Regions from separate parts of the Mus musculus genome. Here regions 2 and 3 are each linked to region 1. The links are chromatin loops, found by intact Hi-C in ENCODE. Cell type or tissue: left cerebral cortex. All regions are shown on one strand.

Region 1 (8,000 bases):
TTTTTTTTTCCCCCTAGCTCTTTTGATACGTTCCAAGTTGCTTTAGGATAAACTTGAGTATGCTTAGAGGTAGCTACACATTTCTGAACCACCCTCTTTCTCAGGGTTCGTTTTTCATCACATCCTCTTTGGCTGTCTTCATTTTAACCACTGAAGGGAAGAGGTCAGATTCCCCTCCCCCAGGCCTGCCTCAAGTCAGGTCCTGGACACATGCACCTTCTTCTCTTCTCGGGAACCCCCCTCCCTTCCTTCCTCTGTTTCTTACTCTGTGGCAGAGCCACTTATCTTGTTCAAGTGTGTCTGCTCTGCTGTTTGCCAACTCTTCACCTGTTTCTCACAGTTCTCAGCACTTTTCTGTGGCTCTTAATACAATCTGTTTCTCTACTCACAGGCAGAACTCTGATCCCACACCCCTTATCTATTCTTTGCCCCACTATATTAAGGATCAATATAGTCTCTGCCACACAGAGCTGGTGAAAATACTTTTCACCAAATGACTAACATTAATAAGAGAAAAGTCGGTATTTTACCCCTCAGGTCAGCTTACCTAACCTGATAACAGAATTTTCTGCATTGAATAACACATCTTTTCTTAATGTATTATTATGGTCTCATATAAGCAAACCTAGATTAGCCTGCTCAAAATATGCTCTCCAGTACAGTATGGCACAGGGGGTATGGGGGTGACCAAACACTTTTGGATGAGGCCTGCTCTTCAGAAGGGAATTTAGGCAGATTATGCTAAACCTGTCCAAACCTCCCATGGTTTAGGCCGTCACAGGCTGTATAGGGAAACCTGTTGCCCTACTCAATAGACCTGTTGTAATATTACCTTGTAAACACTGATATTTCTACACATATCATGCTGAGGGTAGGTGACTACTGACCATCAGCCTTAGATGGTCCATCTATGCAGACCCTCACCACTCCACAAAGCTCGGGGAGCATCATGGAGGAGGGGATGGGGGTGCATAGAAGATGCTGTCTTCTGGACATGACACAGATTTTGCAGTTATAGTTTCCTGAAGATCTAGCCAAGATCAGTCAGCATTTCAACCAAACTGACTGGATTCAGGAGATTACCAAAAAATAAATGAAAATCAGAGGGGACAGGAAGGGAGGAGGAAGAAGAGGAAGAAGAGGAAGAGGAGAAAAGGAGGAGGAGGAGGAGGAGGAGGAGGAGGAGGAGGAGGAGGAGGAGGAGGAGGAGGAATACATTGGGATATCCAGGGGAGCCAGAGAGAAGGTTCTGGGTAAATTCAATCAAGATATAGCATTTACATGTATGGGATTGCTAAAGAATAAATAAAAGACAAGCCTGTTGGGAAGGAAAGCTATTAACTTTCCAGGTTCCTGCTGATGAGAAAGTAAATTCTCAGGTTCTACTGCACATTGATTTTGCCTAATCCCCTGGGAGATGACCCAGCAACATACTTTAAGCTTTCTATGTTACTCTGATGTATTCAAGTTTTAAAAGTATTACTTTTTAAGTCTGTGATGTAAAAAAATACATATCTTTTTCTCATCTTTCTTTCTTTTTCTTTTTCTTTTTTTTTCCAACTAGAAAAAGTTGGTATCACGTTAACAGCACTCCACAGAAGGAAATTCATTGTCACTTCAACCGGAATAGAGGCCACCTGCACAGAGTCTATTTTGTAGAACACAACCTCTGGGACACTGGCCTTTCTTAAAGGCCGGAGATAATCTCACTACTCTTGAAAGAAGTTTATCATCACCCCAAAACCCAAATAAAGGCCATTTGTACAGGCTATGTAGAGCATAACCTCTGGGAAACTTGATTTTTTAATTTTTGTTTTATATTTTCTTATGAGGGGGAGGATGTGCGCAAAATCAAAGAACAACTTGTGGGGGTCTTTTCATTCCTTCCAGCATGTGGATCTCCAAGGGCTCAAACTCAGGTTAGTGAGTGCAAGCATCTTTACCTGCTAAGCCATGTCACTGATCCAACACTTGCCTTTCTTGGAAGACACACAGGAATCCCCAAACCCTGAAGAAGGTGGGTTTGTTATTGTTCAACCTAACGTCTTGGATCCTTGCCTGTCTTAAAAGCAAAGGCCCACCATTTTGGGGAGCTTGCAAACTACAATGCAATAGTATAACTGACATAAATCTCAGGACACATCCCTTTTCTGACTGCTCACCTACAGCGATTATGGGGACATGCCGCTGACCACGTTTCCAATTAGCCCTTCACCCCACAGTAGAAAGCCTCCTGCCCATGGCTCAAGTTAGCAGAGAAGAAACACACTCAACACCCACCACCACCAAAAGCCAGCTTCCTAACTAAATAACTGCCTGACTTCTGGGCTGCCACCGGCCAGAAAATGCGAACTGGAATCTTCGCAAGTCGGAAGCGGAGCCGCGACCCACAGCTGCGCGCCACTGCGCATGCGTAGCCGCTTCTGGACCCCCTTCAAGCTCAGCTTGGCTTCTGGGCTTCCAGCTATTTGAAAACCCAAAGTGGACTTTCTGGCTATCCGGAAGGGAGCCGGGGCCGGGCGGCCGCACAGTACATCGCACGCACGCGCGCGCGTGCTCGCTCCTCCCACCCGGAACCGGAAGTGGGAGCGATCGCGGCCTGGGGCCTGGCCTGGCCGGGGCGTCGGCAGCGGCGGCCATCTTGGCTCCCCGCGGAAAGGCAGTGCGAGGGGGAAGAAGTTGTAGGGTGGGGGCGGGAGCGAGGAGGAGGAGGAGGAGGGCGGAGAGCGGAGGGGTAGAGGAGGAGGCCGCGGCAGGGTAGGGCGGGGACAGCCAGCCTGCCGGCCGGCCAGCCTGCTGGGCTTGCGGAAGTACTAGCCGACTGCTCACTCGCTCCTGCTCGGGCTTCCCACAGCTCCCTCCCTTCCTCCCTCCCTCCCGACCGAGGGCGGCCCGGGCCGGTGCATGGTCAGCCAGCTCCCATCTCTAGCTCCCCGGCCTCTCAGCAGCACGGAACGGACGGCAGCGGCGGGCGAGGAGGAAGATGGCGGGACGGCTGCCGGCCTGTGTGGTGGACTGTGGCACGGGGTACGGCGGGTCTTCGGGGTGGGGGAGACTGAGGCCGGGGACGGGCGGAGGAGGGAGATGAATGGGGGGAGCCGGCCAGACTGGCGAGGGGTGGTGCCGGGAGCCTCCCGGGACAGAGATCTTTTCCAGGCCCTTCCTTTCCGAGGAGGCCGTCTGGCCCACCTGGCTGTCCTTTCCCTTCTCTCCCCTTTGCTGCCTGTGAAGCAGGGCACCCACCGAGGACCTCCAGACCTAGGAGCAAGGAAAAGAGAGAGAGAGAGAGAGAGAGAGAGAGAGAGAGAGAGAGAGAGAGAGAGAGAGAGAGAGAGAAGCGCTCCTTGCAGATTTTGCAAGATCGCGGTGACAACTCTCGATCTCTTAGGGCGTGTGGGTGGGGAGAGCGACGAACCAGGCTGTGAAAATGGGAAGCTAGCATGGGGGGCTTTTGCAGCGGACCCACGCGCCGCCTGGTTTCCGCCCACACCCATTCGTAGCCATCTCCCACTACCCATTGAACCAAGTCAGTTCCAGCGAGGAGGATCTCACGGGGGTTATAGCTCTTGCCTCAAAAAAGTCCCTTGGTGAGCAAGCGCGCTGCAACTTCCTTAGTTTTGTCAAAGCCGCTTCCTGCTTTCCGTCTTTTATAGCCTTATAAGGTAGTTTTTCGTCTCGAACGTTACCACGTCTTATTAGAACTTTCAAAATTAAGCAGGTTGCATAAAGAGTACATTATGAGTGGTAGGTATCAATATGTCTGAACTAGAAAAAAAAATGTTCTTGTGTGTCCACGGAGGGAGACAGAGGGGAGAGAAGGGACGCACCCTGGAACCTAAACGTTTGTTCACGTTCGTTTTGTGACTGTGTCTTGAAAACTGAAAGGGGGTATAAAGGAATGTGTTTGATTTAAAGTAATTGTTTCTGATAGTAGTGTGGTTGACTAAAATGACTTTAAAGTAGTGGTTTTGTATTAATGAACCTTGTCAAGAGTTACAACTTGCTCTGGGTAGTGACCTAGAGAGAAGACTGTACATTTTTTTATGTTCTACGTTGAAATCCTTGGTGGAGGAAGAGGCCTGTCTGATCTCGAATCCCCCAAATACATCAGTGGTTTTGAGGATAGTTGCCAACCTTTTTCCTCTTATTCTCCCTACCACAGTTATTTAAGCGATGCCTTTTCTTTCCCTCCACACTAGTTAAAACTCTTCTGCCTTTATTTGTAATTTTGTCAGGCAGCTGGAAACAACAGAAAACTTTTTTTTTCTTGGAAAACACTAGTCTAGTCTTGGAATTTCTATGTATTTTCTTAGTTGACATTTTATTAAAGTTAGGTTTTCTTTTAATCCAGTGTCACCTCCCTGAAGTGTTTCTGTGTATGTGTTTAAGTTTATCCTTTTGTAGTTTAATTGATCAGTTGTTGGATGTTAGAGCCATTTTAAAAATTAGAATTAGCCAGAGTGAATAGGACTTTTCAAGTGTATTGTATTGAAGTGACAGATAGTGCTATGTTGTACTTTCATGCTTTAGAAATCACTGTCAGTAGAACCACATAGTCACTGATCACCTTATAAATAATGCCATGGCTGCTTAAGTAGGATTTGTCTTTTTATTCTTTTTATGTATCTATTTTCCTCTTTTGGAATGCAGTTTTGGTTATTTTTGAATGAATAGTATTTGGTACTTGAACTTAATTGTCCCTAAGTGACCTTTTTTCTTAAAGGGCAACCTTGAATTAAGAACACATTTGGAGTGGCCAGGAAAAGTGGTACAACTTATACCTAGGCTATTTCTGTGTCATATCTCAATTACTAAATCATTACATTACTATATTGATCTCACCTTACAAGGAGAGCTTAGCTGGACAGTCATTTATTTATATATGGATGAAAATGATTAAAGTCACATTCTCTGTTCAGTATTTTTACCTTTGCTCACAGTCTGGATTTCCCAATTTTTCTTTATTTTGCTTCTGAAGCGCGCGCGCGCGTGTGTGTGTTTACCCCCATGTTTGTTTGGCTATTCAAGATAACAACTTAGAAAGTCATACTTGAGCTTTGTTAGGAAAGTCTTCTCTCAGTGCCCAAGATAAATAGCATGTACAAGAATGACTGGCAGGGAGTTTTACATCTGAAATAACTTGTTTCCCAAACGCAAAAGGTGTCCCTTTAGTTTGTGGCCCCCTCCCCCGCCCCAGCACCATTGCACTTACTCTTAGGTCTTACTACAATTACGCTTCTAGAGTAAGTGAACATTTACAGGTTGCCCATCCCAACTCATTAAAGAATTGCAAAAAGGGGTAGTGTGTTAAACTTGATGGTGATCTTACAAACTGGAAATGTTAGGACACATGAGGTTTAATTCCAGAACTTTAAATTAAGAAACTTAGAGCATAAATTCATCATCATGACCTAGGTTCACATCATGAAGTTTTTTCAAATACCTAATGAATTAAGAAAGGAACACTTCATATCTGTATCAGGTCAACATACTTTTTGGTCTGTATTGTAGAATAAAATTCCTGCTCAGAGAGCTGTTTGCTTCAAAACAAAATGTAGGCTTGGGAATGTAGCTGAGGGGAAGGTGCCTCATCAGCATGCACAAGGCTCTGCTTCAGACCCCAGTCCAACCGGCTGAGGAGCAGCCATGAGAAAAGCAAGTTTTAAAGCTTTAAAAGGATGTAATGCTTCTGTAAATAGAGTTATCCGAAGGGAGTTTCCTTCTGCCTGTCTCCTTCGTTTCTGCAACAATGCAGTATGGAGTTTTCTTTTCTCTCTTTATGAATTCTGGTTTTCACTCAGAAACTGCTTTGGTGGCTTATTTCCAGTGATTAAATAACAGGTTAATATATAGTCTTATTTTACAAGTCTTGGATATAGTTAAATAAATTACAGAATTTCTCAGATCTATTTTTTTTAAGCATCTTCCAACTGTAAAGCACAAATACTTTTGTTGGCTTTGATGAAAGTTGAGCTTTATAATCTACCCTGTGGCCGGGTCCTAGAAGTTAAAGACAGGATGAGTTTGAGCGTAGTGGGAAGCCATGGGTGAATGAAGGCCTGCCTGTGAAGTTCAACTTTGTTGCTTGGATTCTCTTCATAATGTGTTATAACATCTAAAAGGCAGGAACATTCATACTATCTGGATAACAAAAATTCATTAAGGTTCTTGTTATTGGTAACTTGTGTGTGTTTGGATCACAGACTGCTGCTATGGAGAAGTCAGGTTCTTCAGACTCTCCTGCTAGTGTCTTTCCTGCTCGCCAGCTTCAAGTTGAAGTACTCGTACTGACTTTGGGATGCATTGTGTCTAGTGACCTTTAAGGTTTATTGTTAAACACAGTTTAGGATTTTTATTTTCAAGATCAGAGGGAAAAGTCTGGCTACTGGTGAACCTGATGGCCAGGATTTTAACTTGTTCTATCTTATTTAACTTGTGACAGCTTTTTTTTTAGTTAGTAGGTGGTGGAGTAGGTGCTTGGACTAAGTTCTGAATTTAGGCCTGTGGGGTTCCTTGAGAGTTCCCTTTCATAGAACTGCATACATCATCTGTTAGTAAAATTAATCCAACTTAATTCTTGATTACAGTAATATTGCAAAAATAATCCTAGCCTTATGAATTTGATTCAGTTAACTAGTGAAAATTTTTTGTCTTTCTTGAGATTTTCTTTTCCTAAAGATCTTAATTTTTAGACTATTTCCTTGTTCCTGAAAAAAAGAGAGAGAGACTCAGGTTTTTCAGGAAATACCATTTCGTGAGAGCCATGTGCAACACTTGTGGCAAGTGCTGTGCTTCAGCTCCTGGCCTTCCCTTCACCTTGTTCAGGGTTGTTTGCATTATGTAGATAAGAAACTTAAGTTCCAGGTTAAACCACTTGCCTGGGTGCAGTAACGTGGAGCCCAGAGGACCAACCACTGAAGTTTTTGATGATTTCAGTAGTTTGGGTTGGAGAGGGATTAATTGATTCGCTAGTTACTTGAGGATGGTCGAGGTTTACTTCATACTTCCCAGTAGGCCAGCCACTCTTGGAATTATAATAAAAATGTCTAATACCTTCTGCCTTCATGAATTTTAATTCTAATTTTAAAAAATTTAAGGGTGTGAGTTTCATATCATGTTTCCCAGTTTCACTCATCTCAGGTCCCCTTGTATCTGCCCTCCACCCTTGTAGCCTTCCCTCAAAAACAAAACAAAAAAATCCCACAAACAAACACAATAAGACAAAGCCTAGAAAGCGTCTTGTAGTAAAAGCTCTAGTGTCCCACAGTATACCCCTCTGTCCACACAACTCTGCTTGGCGGATGCTCATTGTCGTGATGAGTAGTGGAAATCACCACGCAACTCAGGCTGCCCTTGACGGCACAGTGATTCTCCTCCCTCGGTTTCTTGAGTGCTGGGTTTACTGTTGTGAGCCGCCACAACCAGCTGATACTGGCAGTTAATCAAATGTTAAATGGGTGCTTTTCAGATAGTAGTAGCTGGTTTCCAGGTTTGCAGTGCTTGTGGTCAGGAAGTCAAGCAAGATGTAATGACTGTCAGATTTGAGCTTTCTTTTTAAGGAGCTGCTTAGCTGCACAGGAGAGTATTTTACAAAAGAAAGGAAGGAAAAGTGTGTTTGTGCATAGTGTTGGTGGGAAGAGTGGCTGCTGGCCTCCTTTATGAGTTTTGGGCTGTTTGATAACAAAATGTGAGTTTATATTGTACACTGTGAACTAACATTTATCCAGTATCTACTGAGTACCAGATTTTATATTTCAGCAAAATTTTGGTTGCTAAAGAATTTTACTTTATAGGGAATTAGGGAATCCAAATTCTGAATAATAATAAGATCATTTACTGAGTGGAATGTAGTAGGACTGCATCTAGGAAGGGTAGAGGAACAGGACTTGGTGTATAGCAGCAACTCTGATCTGTATTGAATGTGCTCCTGATTTTAACAATGAATGAATGTGAACAGGAATTAGGAATAGGAATTAGTTTTGTTCTTTGTTTTATTTATT
Region 2 (8,000 bases), 61 kb before region 1:
TTCTGCATGCTAGGCAAGTGCTCTGCCACTAAGACACATTGAAGACCCTACAGCTCCATGTTTAATTCTATGTTATTCCTATGCTGCATCAAACTCTAAGACAGACAGTACTGAGTTTTGTGATAGTCTTCTACATAATAAATAAGCTACATCTGGCCTGAGAGCAAGTAGAAAGGTTTTTTTTTTAATTCATAATTTATATAAGAAACACAAAACTCAAACTTTCAAGCCAAATAGTAAATATATTCTACGGTAAGACAAATAAATATTCATAGGAATTTTTTTTTCTAAGTCTTCCTAAAAGTGACAAGCCTGTAGTTGGAGTACAAAGAGCAATGAATATTAAATGCCAGTGGAAGCCACAACTGCCTGAAGACTCCAGCACACAGATCTTTACAGATGTTTCTTCTTCAGATAAAATCTAGCTGCAGAGGATGTCTCATGGAGTTGTGCCTGTAACACTTCAATAAGCTCTCATCCATTCTGATTGGCAAGAAAAGAGATAAAGAGGGGGAGCAGCCTGGTGGATACACTTATTGTGCCTAAGGACTCTACACTCACCATGGGAAAGGCAGGAAGGCAGATAGGAAGGGGGTATATCTGGTTTACAAGTTATAATCCATTACTGAGGGGAGCTAAGACAGGGACTTAATGCAGGAGCTTAAAGCAGAGAGCATGGTGGAACACTGCTTATTGGCTTGTATCCTGGCTCATAATCAGCTACCCTTCCTATCCATCCCAAGTCCACTTACTAGGGATAGTATTGCCCACGGTGGGCTGGGCCCTCCTACATCAATTAGTAATCAAAGAAATGCTCCAAGACACTCCCATAAGCCAATCCAATCGCAGCAGCTCCTCAAATGAGGTTCCCTCTTCCTAGGCTTGTCAAGTTGACAATTATGACAGATGAGCTATGTTAACACTACCATCACAGGTGCTTCTGGGGTTAGAGAGGTTTAGTTAATGTCTTAGTTAGGGTTATTATTGCTATAATGAAACACCATGACCAAAGAAATCTGAGGAAGAAAGGGTGTATTCGGCTTACACTTCCATATTGCCATTCATCATTGAAGTAAGACAGGGCAGGAACTTGAACAGGGCAAGAACAGAGGCAGGAGCTGATGCAGAGAACATGGAGGGATGCTTTTTACTGGCTTGCTCCCCATGGCTTGCTCAGCCTATTTTCTTATAGAACACAGAACCACCAGCTCAGGGATGGCACCACCCACAATGGGCTGGACCCTCCCCATCAGTCACTAACTAAATAAAAATGCCTTGCATCTGGATCTTCAGAGGCATTTTATTTTTTTCAATTCCTTCTTGCAGATCACTTTAGCTTGTGTCAAGTTGGCTTACAACTAAACAGCACAGTTGCCAACGCTGATATATTTTTTCCAGCTGGAATTTATTATGGCAGAGTTTATTTATTTGGTGTGCACATATATGTGGAGATCAGGGGACTGCCTGCAGGAGTCAGTTCTCTCTTTCTACTACATGGCCTCTGGCTTGGCTGCAACTGCCTTTGCTCATTGAGGCCGGGATCTGGCTGGTTCCAAGCTATATTGAAACTCCATACTTCTGACTTCTGAGCCCTTCCCTCTTAGCAGGAGCCTTCTTCCATTTTGAAACAGTGCTACTTTGCAACTGTGGCTAGCCTTTGATTGAGTGTGTAGATCAAGCTGGCCTTGAAGTTGTAGCAGTTGTCCTGACTCAGAATCCCAAGTGCTGAGACTGTGTGTGCACCCCCAACCCCAGATTATTCCACACAGCTTTTTCTGACGGCTTGCTTCTCAGAACAGGGTTTAGATCACCAGCCCACCTGACTCCATAATGAATGGCTTTTTTTTTCTGGGTTATTTGTGATAGTCTAGGACAAGTCCACAATCATCATCATCAATCATCATCATCAGGCTATGCAGAAGTACTATAGTTGGAAATAAATGGGTGATAGTATTAGGTTTACTTCTTTCCAAGTCTCGGGGATACATAAAGTTAATTTCTGATTCTTTAGACAAGATGTAGGGAGAATGTAAGATTTCAAGTCAAGTTAGTTTAGCTAGCAACTCATGTTGCCCAGACTGGCCTATAATTCAATGTGTAGCCCAAGGTGACCTGATCCTCCTGCCTCCATTTCCCAAATGCAAAGATTACAGATGCGTGCCACCACTCCCTGCTCCAGTGGCTGAAGATGGGACCCACAGCTTTTTGAATGCTAGCCAGCTTTCTACCTGACAGCCGCAGCCTAAGCTATTTATATAATGTCATCATTGGGCATAAAGAAGTCATGCTGTTCCACACCTGTCTCCAGGAAGGCCTGTTGGACCTGATTTTCCTCTCCGACTTGGAAAGAAGCCATGCAGTTGCTGTACCGCCATGGCGAAGCAGCTTGGGCTGGAATTGCTTTTCTGGATCCGAGGCTGCCTTAGCTTTTTCCTGTGCTGCATCAGCCTCATAGCAACACAGAAGCTGTACTGCGCAAACGATCCTGAGTGAGTTTCACTGGGAGTGTCAGGCCCGTGCCCTGTCATCTCGTTGGCTTGTGCTTTCTGTCACAAGGGAGGCACTTAATGAGTGTAGCCTCTGTATTCCTACAAGAGTAAGACTACAGTTACCTCCCTCTCTCTGCCCTCAGCCTCGCCCCCCCCCTCCACTTCTTTTGTTCTTTCTTTTTCTTCCTTCTTCCCTTCCCCTTCCTGCTCCTCCTCTGTTTTGACATAAAGTCTTAGTACATGACCATGATTGGCCTCGAGAGCATGGCAGTCCTCCTGCATCAGCCTCTGAATGCTGGGATGATAGACGCGCTCTACTGCATCCAGGAGCTGTTCCTTGTTATTTTGCAAGATGTGTATAGAGGGTATGGACCTACTCTACTCATATATACACATGCACACACACACATATAAACATATACATATATACACATACATACACATGTGTGTCACCAATCTTCTTGAGAGTTACTTTTCAATTTAAGATGCAATTAATATATGTTAGGGATAGGTTTGAATATGGTTTATTTCCTCTCAAGAGAAATGTGAAATTCAGTCCCTCCCTCTCCCGTGAGCTATTCAGAGGTAAAGTCACTTAAGAGGTGATAAAAAGCAAAGCACCCAGGTAGTATCAATCCTCTTCCTCTTTTCTGCCTTCTCCTACGTTTCTTGTCCAGCTATGAAACTCATATGCTTCATGTAAGCTGGAGAGGTGGCTGTTGGTATTGAAATTTGAACACAAACCCTTCTGAATCCAAATGCTTTCTTCTAATGAATCTCAAAGATTCGTCTCCCTATTTACACACCACCAGATTCCATGAAGCAGAACGTGAACACATTGGCCATCCGTGCCGTCATGAGTGGTGTGTGGGTGGGTGATCCTGAGGGATTTGCTAGGTTTCTTTCTTTCCTTTTTTTTTTTTTTTTTTTTTTTTTTTTTGGTTTTTCGAGACAGGGTTTCTCTGTGTAGCCCTGGCTGTCCTGGAACTCACTTTGTAGACCAGGCTGGCCTCGAACTCAGAAATCCGCCTGCCTCTGCCTCCCGAGTGCTGGGATTAAAGGTGTGCGCCACCACGCCTGGCTCGTGCGCCACCATGCCCGGCTGGCTGCTAGGTTTCACACTTGCTTCCTGTCCTGGATCTGCCCTAACCTCTGACCTACCTGAGACTCCGCCCCCAAGAGGGTGGTTACCAGATACAGCCCCTCACTCACAGGGTTTGGTTATGGTTTCATTAGCAACAGAAGACAGCATAAGTACAGGCTTTCCTATGCCTGCCCCTGTCTTGAAATAATGACTTGGAGCTCTTTATATTTATTAATAAGCTTTAGGCAGCTTCTGATCTATTCTAATCCTACAACGCTGGCTTGGACTACTTGTCAGCCTACTTCCAAGCCACATGGCCTATTACCTGCCATCTTAGGCTTGCTCTGGCACCTCCCTCTCCATTCCTGTCGGGGATGGCGACACCCAGGTCCCACCTGAAACTCTTTTCCTCTGTCTGGGCACAGAAGTCCCGCCTTTTGCTCTCCTGCCCAGCTATTGGCTGTTCAGCTCTTTGTTTGACCAATAGGAGATGATGGAGTCAGGAACTGCTTCATAATAATACCAAAGTCCAGACTGCAAGATTGGGTTCAGAAATCAGCCACTGAAAACACAGTGCACATAACATCCCCCAACAGAAGACACTAAGTCAAATTTAAGGGGAGTTACAGCCTCAAGTTTTACCAAAGTAATTAATCTTGACGTTGCTCTCACTCCACAGAAAGGTAAACTTCAGGCTAGTGAGATGGCTCAGAAGGTAAAAACACTTAACCAGGGAACCTAATAATCTGAGTTCAAGCCTCAGGCCACGGCATGGTGGAAGAGAAAATCTCACAATCTGACTTCAATGTGTCTTGACATGTGCCCTGCCTCGGAATATGCCCGGCCTCCATACAAATTATTACATGTCATAAAGAAACAACTATAAAAGACAACTTTAAAGAGATGCATCCTGACAAATCTCTAATCCTCACACTTGGGAGGCTGAGGCAGAGGATCGTGAGTTTGGGGTCAGTCTGAGCTACACCGGAAGGCACTAACTCTGAAAAAGATAACCTTTAAGATGGAAGCCGATTTCTGAACATTTCACATTTGTCTGATCTTCTCCAATTTCCTGCCCGTGGTTCTTCTGCCTTTGGAAGAATTTTTAAAAATCACATTATATCTATATTTGGGAAATTGTTCGTCACAAGCTCCCTCTCCATCTGCTGGCACTCATGTCAAACAAATGTTCACGTTCTCCCACTGATTTTGAATAGTCCAACTCAATGCATTGTCTTCAATTCGATTTATGTTTCAGATAGGTAATGCCTGCATGGTACACAAAACATGCACACATACAAATAAATATACACATATGGACAGACATATACACATACATACATACTTATACAAACACACACATACAACACATACATAAACATACACACTACATACATACATACATACATAAACATACATACCACACCCAGGCATACAGGTATTCACAAACACACTACAAATACTATATATGTGTGTGTGTGTGTGTGTGTGTGTGTGTGTGTGTGTGTATACATATCCGTATATGTATGTATATGTATATACATACATATATACACATGAACACACACACAAACTCATTTATTACACATGCACACATATAAGCAAACATACATACACACATACACACACGTATACTAAGGGAAGTCTCTGTCTTCCAGTAACTTAGTCTCTTCTCAACATTCTTCAGAGCTAATCTATATTTGTAAAGATGGACACATGTCACCGCTTAGTGTTGTGTATATACAAACATATCTACACTTGTATAAATATATATGTACCTATAAAATAAAAATAGATGCATTTAAAATAAGATCATATACAAGCACACTCATGCACTGTCTTTGTGTGTGTACCTGCACGAATGTTTGTGTGTATGTATGCATGAAGGTTTATGTTCTATAAGACTGCTGACAGATTTCTCAGTCTGCAAGGAGGTTTGGGTCACTTTGAAGCTATTGGTAGGGAAAACAGCACCTGGTGTAAACTAAAATCTGTGGGAAAATCTTTATACGGCTTTCTGTATAAAAGATGCTGGAATATTCAATAAACCGTGCATGGCTGTGACAGTATCCCCTGTGTTCTGGTTAATGTGACCCTCACTTGGGACCCCATTAACACACTAAACATTGACAGTCTGTGTGCACATGTCAAGTGGGGAGGCCAGATTGGATGTTTTCCTCAATTGCACTCTATTATTTTCTTTTTTAAGATAGAGTCTCTCACTGATCTAAGCATTGGCAATTTAGCTAGGCTGTCTGGCTAGTGCATCCCAGGGATTCTCTTGCCTCTACCTTTCCAGTGCTGGGATTCTAAATGTGTCCCACCATGCTTGGCTTTATTTTATGTGAATTGAGTTCTAGCGATTGAACTCAGGTCTTTGTGCTTCTAAGCCAAGCCCTTTACCAACTGAGCCTTCTTCTCAGGGATGGGCAGATTTCTCTGAGAAAATATGAAAAATTATGAATAGATGTTGAATATACATTTTTGGAGAAAAAAACCTGTAAATAAAAGGTGAAGTGCAAGCTACCTTAGTTTTCTGGTAGCCCACCCTGGACTCAGTGTTCTTGGGCCTAAAGAAAGTCAAGGGTAGAAATCTGAGAGAGCTAGGAAATTCCCATGTGAACTGGGACTCATGAAGGGAGGAGGACTCTAAAGCAGAGCTCTGACCCAGGTGTCCTATTGCAAAGCTTAGTGCATGGGTAGCAAGGGTGATCAGAACCGTTTTTGTTCTTGTTTTTAAAGCAGAGAACATCCCTGACTAAGCCCTATAAGACACACTGACCAAGGCTGGGCTGGGGACACAGGGAATTCAGAAGTGGTACCTTTGTTAAATACCAGGACAAAAGGGCTACTGGGACTCTCTTTAAAAACTTTTTAAGATTTAAAACATTTTATGTGTGTGAGATGTATGTATATGCACCATGTGTGCACACCTAGTGTGTATGAAGGCCAGGAAAGAGCACTAGATGCCCTGGACCTGTATTTAAAGATGGTTACAAGTTGCTATAGAGGTATTAGAAACCAAAGCCAGGTCCCCTGCAAGAGCAGTACACGCTCTTAACCACTGAGGTATCTTTTCCGCCACTAACAGTTTTAATTGTATTTATTTATTCACTTATTTATTAATTCATGTGGGAGGGTAGACATATAAAAATTAGAGGACAACCTGCAGGAAACAATTATCTCCTTCCACAAATGGTTTCGGGGGATCAAATCCAGGTCAACCTTGGCAGCAAGCACCTTTACCTGGAGAGTCAAATCACCCCACTGGTTGTTTTTGTTTTTGTTTTTGTTTTTGTTTTTGTTTTTTCTCAGTCTTAGAACATTTCACCATGAAAGGGGGTACCAGGCTGTCCTAGTTAGCTTTAACTCCACTTGACATAGCCTGGAATCATCCGGCACTTCAATGAAAGGATTATCAGAATCATATTGGCCTGTGACCTGTCTCCGATTGTTGTGATTGCTAATTGATGTAGTAAGGTCTCTACCACTGTGGGCAGCACCATTCCCTAAGCAGGGGGTCTAAGACTACAAGAGCTAGCTAAGCATGAGCCTTGGTGAAGTAGCAACAGTAAATACTCTTCCATAGTTTCTGCTTCAAGTTCTTAACTTGAGCTCCTACTCTAACTTCCCACAAAGATGTGACCTGTAAGCTATTTTGGCTTTCCGCCTCCAAGTTAGAAGTATTTTACCACTGCAACAAACAAGACAAGGAACCTTGTGACTTCTGGCAGGCAGGACTCTCGGCAGAAAGAGGCAAGGAGATGTAGTTAATGGACTAATCATCATGTGTCTAAATGATCTGCCGATAAATTATGGTTGGTCCAGAAGAAGGAGGAGAGGAGGAAGAAGAGGTCAAAATGAGAAAAAGGAGGCAGGCTCATATCTGGGCCTTGCTCAAAGGCTAAATACATTTAGGCCTTTAGTCTGGCTCATTGATATCTTAACATTCTTTCTTGTTTTTATATGGGGGAGTAGGGACTGCTTCCTGTGCAGTGCCCATGGCATCCACAAGAGAGTGTCAGAGCCCCATATGTAGAGTTAGAGGCCATTGTGAGCCATATAATGCGGGGTGCTGGGAACCAAACTTCAGTCCTTGACAAGAACTAATTAGCTAATTTGGGTTGTCAACTTGACACACCTGGAAAGAGGAAGCCCCCATCAGATTAACCTGTGGACAGGTCTGTGGGCTGTTTTCTTGATTGCCAGTCGATGTAGGAGAACCCAGCCCATTGTGAACAGTATGGTTCCTGGACAGGTGGTCCCGAGCTGTAGAAGGAAGGTGTGTGAACTGGAGCCTGGGTGGAAGGCAGGAAGCAGTGACTTCAGGGTCTCTGCTCCAGTTCCCACTATCTGTTCCTGACCTGACAATGAACCACCTCACCTGTAATATGAAACAAACCCCATTTTCCAAGATGTTTTCAGCC
Region 3 (8,000 bases), 130 kb before region 1:
TCTAACCTCTAGATATAAATTGTTAAATTATAATTTAATCTACAACTTTTGTGTTCTAAATCCTTGGCACATTTACACACACATACATCTAAATAAATAAGTAAATAAATAAATGTAATAAAAACTATAAACAACAAAATTGTTATCTTCTTCTTACAAGGATCATTAACAAAAAAGAAGTATACAAACTCAAAGTAAAATTAGCTTATAAACTCAAAGTACCACACTACTCCCAATGAGACATCGATTAACAAACAGCTTAACTGAAGCCAAACACTGCAATTTTGATAAAAATGTGTGACTCAGTAAACACACAAGTGTGGATTCACCAGTGTATGCATGTGGATAACAGTGGCTTATACATGAAAAATCTGATGACTTATGTTTATTTTCCAAAAATACCCTCTTTTTCAAATTTATTCTTATGTATCAAGAATCTACTAAGCTATATACCCAGACCCTTACTTTCTACTGTCCCTCAATGTTTGTTCCCTAAAAAACAGTATTTATGAAGAAATAAATTCAATTTTGACTAACACAAAACCACCTTTTATGTAATTAAAAAAAAATCTTCTGAGATATGTTTCCTACAAATGTGAGAAAGCTGTAGGTAGGACTGTAGAAATGGCTCCATGATTCAAAGAGCTTAGTATTCCTTCAGAGTTTAGTCCCCAGTACCCACGTTACAGGACTAACAATTATCTAAGTTCCAAGGACTCAGATGCCCCCTTCTGGCCTCCACAGGCACGTGTGCACACATGTGCATATATAGACACACATACACACAAAGTTTTTGTACCTTCAGAAAACAACAAAGAGCATCCTGTCAATTTTTACTTTAAATGACACTAATTCAGTACCAAAGAAAAACAAAGAATTCAACAATATTTAAAATACTGATGTTAGAAGCATGAAAATACTATAGCTTGACACTATATGTTATCCTACATCATTAGCAAAATCCTCTAGGTCCATGTTAATTCTATCACAGTGCAACATCATTGGTGGAGAAATACATACCGAGGTGAGTTCTGAGGATGCCACCCATATCACATCAACCAGCAGGAGAATCACTATCCCCAGGGCCATTCGCCTGCGCTGACTGAAACCACTGCTCTGGGAATTCACACGGTTCATGATAAACACATAAACCATTTGCAGTCTGTTAGTTTAGAAAACAGAGATCTCATTAGAGCCTCTTTGAGAAGAACCACATAAAAATTAGAAATCCAGCCCAAGGAAACAAGAGACATTTGCTAGTAGTCTCTGCTTTTTACTGATAACATGAGAATTTACCTTGTTGCAAGGGCTTCTCTGAGATCCTCAAATGCAATGCCTGCAAAGCGGGCAGAGCCCAGTCCAAATGGAGGTAAAGAACTCAGCCCACCTAAAACAGCACCACAGAAATAACGCTTAGGGAAAGTTCAAGTGTAAAATCACATCTTTTCCACTCTTCACCTTCAAGGACTATCAAAATGTATGCAACAGAAGCCACCCTGGGGACATGTAGCTTAGTAGTGCAATGCTTGCCTAGCATGCATGAGTTCTTGGGTTGCATCCCAAACACTTCCCAAACTGGGCACAGTGGCACGTGTCTATAATCCTAGCACTTGGAAAGTGTGGGGTGTGGGGGGAGGGGAAACCAGAGAATCAGAAGATCAAAGTCAGTCAGAATACATACTGAGTTCAAGGCCAGCATGGGCCATATGAGACTGTGTCACAAAATAATAACAACAGCAAAACAAATACAAACAAGAAATCCCATGCTAGCGGTGTCGCTCAGCTAGTAGAGTGCGGAACCAGGCCATAAGCCTGGTGTGCTGGTGCATGCCTGTAAGGCAGAAGACAGAAGTTCAAGGTTACCCTTGGCTACAAAGTGATTTTTGAGACCAGTCTCGGATACCTAAGACCTGTCCCCGACCTGACACCTCCCAGCCCCCCAAAAATAAAAGGTTATACTCAAAGAGGTCCTGGGTACCAGGCGGGTAAAAAAAACGAGAGAGAGAGAAGAAGATTCCACATATGGCACATTGAAGAGTGCTGTAAACGGATCCTCGAAGTCTCATAAACAGAACTCTCTAGATTCTCCCTTCAGGACATCCGCCCCTGGCAGTCTAGACACGCGTGTCCTTACCCCCCCATCTCCAGGGGATTCAGCTCGCTGACAGGAAGTGATGTGCGAGGGTCCACTCCCCTCACGTGAGAACCAGGATCATCCTCGCTCCCCACCCGCCCAGTCACGACAGAAAACAGCTGGCACAGGGAAGCCGCCCCTTGGCGAGGGAAAGACATGAGGAAAACCCAGCCTCTTGCCTCGTGAGGGGCGTGAGAACTCTGACCCGTCCTCCCTGGCCGCGGACGCCGGCCCACCGCCTACCTGGCCTTCCTGCCCCTCGATGGAGTCGTGGCGGCACCATGAGCGGCCCCGGCTCGGCCCGCCGCCCAGAGCCGCCGCCTCACACCGCACGCACAGACCCCAGCATCGTGCCCCACAGCAAGCCCAACTTAAGAAGCTGCGCTGCCCCTCGGCTCAAGGCCGCGGCTGTCACAGCACTCGGCCCCGACGGAGGGGAGTGACCCAGGCCACCGGACGGCGCTGGCAGCGAGAGTCCTGGAGGCCCGGATTGCGGCCGCGGCCCAGGCCCCGCCCCCGGCCGGTCAGCCAGCCAGGCCACGCCCACTGCTGGCCAAACAAGCCCATCCCACGGCTGGCCAACCGGCAGGCCCCGCCTCCTGCCCGTCAGCCAGTCAGACTCCACCCCCGACCTATTGACCACCTAGAGCTGCCCTTTGAGCAATTAGCTAGGCGAGATCCCAGTCAAGCTCCGCCCCTGGGTAGCGAACCTGGCAGCGCATCCCGGTAGACAGGAACCGCTCCGGGTACCCTGGACCCCATCCTGGAGACTCTAGGCCCCCAGCTTGTCCACCAACTAGGTGACATCCTCCCCATCACTCAGTGAGTCAACCGGTCAAGCTCAGCTCTCAGTTCGTCCACCCGGCGTCCATTCTGCCTCCTCCCCCAGTTGACAATCCATACCCTAGGCCTGGGTGGTCTGCCCAGAGCCCCGCCCCCCAGACAGCCCGGCAGTCCCCGCCCCTGTCCAGTCAGCTTCAGCGGCCCCGCCCCCTAGCCCAAAGACTGCGGGCGCGCAGGTTACGTCACGCCGGACGCGACTTCGGACCGGGGGAGGGCACGTTTCCTGGTTCTTGTTGCCGTAGTGTGGACGCCAGCCTTGAACAGGCTTGTGGCTTGGAGTCGTGACAGTGGCGCGAAGGAACAGAGAAGGGAAGAGAACAGAGCGGAGAGGGCGGGGATGTCTAGAAGAGGGAGAACCCAGCCCTGGCAAGGCTGCCAGACTTCCCCACTGCCCCGCCCTGAAGCGAAAGCTGACTGCACCATTTCTTCCAGTGTTTAAGCAAGCATTTTCCAGTAGCCCTTTCTAAAATCAGGCAGTGTAGCTTGGCGCCCCGTTGGATTCCTAGATCGTTTTTGTCCGTAAACTAGAGCTTCATTCTTGCAGTTAGAAGTTGTAGACCAGGTTATTCATCTCCCTGGCCCTCACTTTTTTTATGGGAAGAAAAAAACAAAAACAAAGCCATAAAACCATGTGAGTGCCTCGGCTGTATGTTTACACCCAGTATACATACATTCTCAAACAAATCAGTTCAGCCTGTGACACATAAGACCTCCACAGATGCTAACCATGGGTTTTTGTTTTATGGGTATTGAAGCTCCCATAAAATTGAAAAATTGGCCAGGATCCTGATTTATATTTAGATTAACACGAGACTTAAGGCTTCTGTAGCCACAATTGCATTGTTAGCATTTTTATCAAATGAGGCAAGGAAATATTTTTTTCTCATGTAGTCACTGTGTTTCATCCTTCTCTTTTAACTTTGTCTACAAAGTCTTATGACTAAAATTAAGATGGACATTTTGTGATCTGGTCGGATTCTAAAAAACTCCTGGCATCAAACACTTCTAGTCACTGAGAAACCCACTGCTGGAACAGGAGAGATAACTTAGTGGACAAAAGTCCTTGCTGTGCAAGCATGAGGTCCTGAGTTTAGATCCCTAGCGCCCATGTAAAAAGCTGGGCTTGGTCATGTGCACATTTGCAACCCCAGCACGATGAGAGGCAGAGATGGAAGGATCTGTCTTGCTACTTGCCAGACACTTCCGGTTCAGTAAGGAGTAAGGAGAGTGACAGAGCAGGATACCTAATGGTCTCTGGCCTCTGTCTGTACACTCCTGCACACAAACAAACACAACTTGCTTGGTCATTCAGTTAAGAACAAATGATTAAGCATACTGTAGTGGTTTGAATAAGTTTGGCCCAGGGAGTGGCACTATTTGGAGATGTGGCCTTGGAGTAGGTGTGTCACTGTGGGGGTGGGCTTTAAAACACTCTCCCTAGCTTCCTGGAAGTCAGTATTCTCTTAGCAGTCTTCAGATGAAGAGGTAGAATTCTCAGCTCCTCCTGCACCATGCCTGCCTGGATGCTGTCATGCTCCTGCCTTGATGATAATGGACTGAACCTCTGAACCTGTAAGCCAGCCCCAATTAAATGTTGTCTTTATATTGTTGCCTTGGTCACGGTGTCTGTTCACAGCAGTAAAACTCTAACATTCTATCTGTTTTTACCTGTTTAAAATCTGATCCATCCTCTTTCTAAGTATTGGCTGGCTCCATCAACTCCCAAGAAAGTGCGCCGTCTTTAAAAGGAAAGGGAAAAAACTTATCATTCAGAGTACATAGCCACAGTGTAGCAAGTACTTGAAGTTACTGTACTACATAGTAGGTATTTGGTTATACCCATACACCATATTATTCCAGCACAAGCTTTTCCGTCTTTTAACATCTGATATAGTGAATCAGTCAAGATCAAGAGTCAAGGCCATACATGATGGCATATGCCTTTAATCCCAGTGCTTTAATTTCAAGGTCTACCTAGTCTACATAGTGAGTTACAAGACAGGTAAAGCTATATAGTGAGATGAGAGAGAGGGAGAGAGGGAAGGAGGGAGAGAGAGAGAGAGAGCCAGCCTGGAAACTACTATGAGGACCAAGCTGGCCTTGAAATCACATAGATCTGCCTGCCTCTCCATCCTGAATGCTGGGATCAAAGGTATGTGCTACCACACACCCAGCACATGGGTTTTAGTTCTGAAAACTTATTATAGAATATTGAGGATTATTTACAGTGTGCCTTAGATTCTCCATATATAAATATGGATTGCTTAAAATGACAGCACCTACACACAAGCTACTACTATTACTACGTATTCCTAGAGCATCTGCTAAAGGACAGTGGTGACAGTGTTTGTGTGTGGAATAAAATCATTCTAGGTAGATTATTTTCATGCACTCTCAAAACTAATTTAACTATTCCAGTAATATTTTCCTCCAGCTGTCTTAGGGAAATTCTCTAAGAGTGCTCCATAAAACCAGGCTTATCTGGCTAGATAGTTTGTTTTGTTTTTGTTTGGGTTTTTTGTTTTGTTTTGTTTTTTGTCAGCTTGGCACAATCCAGGATTATCTGAGGGAGCTGGGAAAGTGCCCCCATCAGATTGGCCCTTAGGGTATTTTCTTAATGACTGATGTGAGAAAGCACAGCCCACTGAGAGCAGTGCCACTCCTGGCGCATGTGGTCCCTTGGTTGTATAAGAAAACTGAGGGGTATGCCAATAAGCAGCACTTCTCCATGGCCTCTGCTTCAGTTCCTGCCTCCAGGTTCCTCCCCTGCTTGAGTTCCTGTCTTGGCATCCCTCAGTGATAGACTATTGTCTTAGTTAGGATTTTCATTGCTGGGAAGAGACACCATGACAAAGGCAACTCTTATAAGGACAACATTTAATTGGGGCTCGCTTACAGGTTCAGAGGTTCAGTCCATTATCATCAAGGCAGGAAGCATGGCAGTGTGCAGGCACACATGGTGCTGGAGGAGCTGAGAGTTCTACATCTTGTTCCGAAGGCAGCTAGGAGAAGACTGATTTCCAGGAAGCTAGAAGGAGGGTTTCTCAAAGCCCACCCCAACAATGACACACTTCCTTCAAGAAAGCCACACCTCCTAATAGTATCACTCCCTGAGCCATGCTTATTCAAACTACCACAACTATGAGGTAGGCATGTAAATAAACCCTTCCTCCTTATCAAAACAGTAGAAATGTAACCAGAACAGTGGTCCTGCTATGGTTTTTTTACAACAGCACCAGCCTGACTGTGTTGGTGGGTTTTATGTCAACGAGACACGAGCTTGAGTCACCTGAGAGGTAGAAACTCTAATTGAGAAAATGTTTTTATAAGATCGGCTATAGGCAAGAGTGCAGGGCATCTTTCCTATTAGTGATTCATGTGGGATGACCCGTCCTATAGTGGGTGGTGCATCCTTGGACTGGTGGTTCTGGATGCTACAAGAAAGCAGTCTGAGCAAGCCCTGAAGGGCAAGCTAGTCAGCAGCATCCCCCATGACCTCTGCATCATCTCCTGACTCCAGGTTCCTGCCCTGATTGAGTTCTTTTGGTGATGAATCCTTGGATGATGAACTGTGATATGGGCCATGGCATTTTATCACTGCACTAGTAATCCTAAGACACTGATCAATTCAGGCATTTTTGCCCCATTTTTACTCAGATTAAATCCTCAGTCATTTAAAAGTCTTGGAAAATAACTGTTGTCTAGTCTAGTAACCTCAAGTCCTGGGGTTTTTGTTTGTTTGTTTTTCCTTCAGAGAGTTAGGGATCAAACTTAAAGTTTGCATATGCTAGGCAGAATCACAACCATCTGTAATGTCTACTTATGGCTGTTCTCAAACTCCTGGACTCAATCCTTCCTGCTATAGAGTAACTGGATCCACCCTGTATATACCACCATTTCTGGCTGGCTTCATCTCTTAATTATATGGGAGATAGGTCTTAGAAACGTGTCATTGCCTTTCCCTTCCCACCAAATGTCAATGGTGTGCTTTCAGTCTTCATTCCACAACAACAAGGATTCTCATTTTGTTTTCCATTATGCAGAATAGCAGCAGTTACTAAGCTGGTAGTCACTATTTCTTAAGTGAACTTGAGCATCCTTTGCCCCTTGATCATTCCAGCATAATGAATCACTTTCTTGTCTCCATTCCTATCTGCTTGTAGCTCTTTACCTAACTTCATGGGCTTGATCTTTTTATTCATTTCCTTTTTACTCTCCGGAGTTGATCACTCTAAAAGGTGAAAATTGTGAAATTTATCATAATTTGCTAAGATCCATCTGGTATTGAGTGTAACCCCTTTCAAAACATTCCCAGAAATGCAATCCAGAAAATGCAATCCTCCCAAACTATTTGTGCCATAATATAAAATCAAATTTGTGTGTGTCCAGCCTTGTCCTCCATTGCTAGCCAGTCTACCAGTCTCAAAGGCTACAATTTAAGTTCAAGGCCTAGGAAGCTACAGATGATTCTGCCCGGAGACATTAGGCCTCTACGTTGACAGTTGAACCTACTTTTAAATCCATGAATCCCAAATATGGGAAAAAGTGCACAACCAAATGCAAAGAAACAGAGATATTGACAGTCCTTTTACCTATAGGTTACATGCCATGGATCTAACTAGACACAGATATAAAATGCCCAGAAAAATTACACCGGTGTTGAACATGTGAAGACTTTCTCTTACTGTCATTTCCCCCTAAGCAATATGATATAAAAACTGTTTCTATTTATATTGCTGGAAAGATGGGTTATAGGGGAAAATACTTGCCATGTAAGCACAAGGATCCAAGTTCTATCCTCCAGAACCCACATTTAAAAAAGAAAAAGCTATACTCAACAAAACTGGAAAACCTGGACGAAATGGACAAATTTCTGGACAGATACCAGGTGCCAAAGTTGAATCAGGATCAAGTTGACCATCTAAACAGTCCCATATCACCTAAAGAAATAGAAGCAGTTATTAATAGTCTCCCAACCAAAAAAAGCCCAGGACCAGATGGGTTTAGTGCAGAGTTCTATCAG

What was found. A loop is a pair of places that touch in the nucleus more often than their neighbours do. Peaks named below come from ENCODE experiments on the same cell type or tissue, not always from the same donor. Only the 100,000 strongest peaks of a DNase experiment are listed, where the experiment ranks them.
Region 2: it touches region 1 in a loop (2.1-fold over the local background); 4 of 42 quality-filtered maps call a loop at or near these places.
Region 3: a loop joins it to region 1, with 9 times the contacts of the local background. A loop is called at or near these places in 21 of 42 quality-filtered maps.

What each region holds. Positions count from the first base shown.
Region 1 is chr1:125,430,312-125,438,311 of GRCm38, reverse strand. It overlaps Actr3 (ARP3 actin-related protein 3), which reads left to right and starts at 2,585. Exons shown (of 12, transcript NM_023735.2): 1 at 2,585-3,027. The coding sequence starts at 2,984. In left cerebral cortex, no CTCF peak of the experiment used is centred here; DNase peaks (open chromatin) are centred at 2,456 and 3,512; H3K4me3 peaks cover 3,178 bases; H3K27ac peaks cover 1,900 bases.
Region 2 is chr1:125,491,534-125,499,533 of GRCm38, reverse strand. No RefSeq gene overlaps it. Among named protein-coding and RNA genes, the nearest start is that of Actr3, 60 kb to the right of the region's middle. In left cerebral cortex, no CTCF peak of the experiment used is centred here; a DNase peak (open chromatin) is centred at 4,723.
Region 3 is chr1:125,555,662-125,563,661 of GRCm38, reverse strand. Slc35f5 (solute carrier family 35, member F5) reads right to left here and starts at 2,660. Exons shown (of 16, transcript NM_028787.5): 1 at 2,378-2,660; 2 at 1,297-1,387; 3 at 1,021-1,162. The coding sequence starts at 2,417. In left cerebral cortex, a CTCF peak has its summit at 743 (motif pointing left); DNase peaks (open chromatin) are centred at 2,269, 2,767 and 3,171; H3K4me3 peaks cover 2,163 bases; H3K27ac peaks cover 1,976 bases.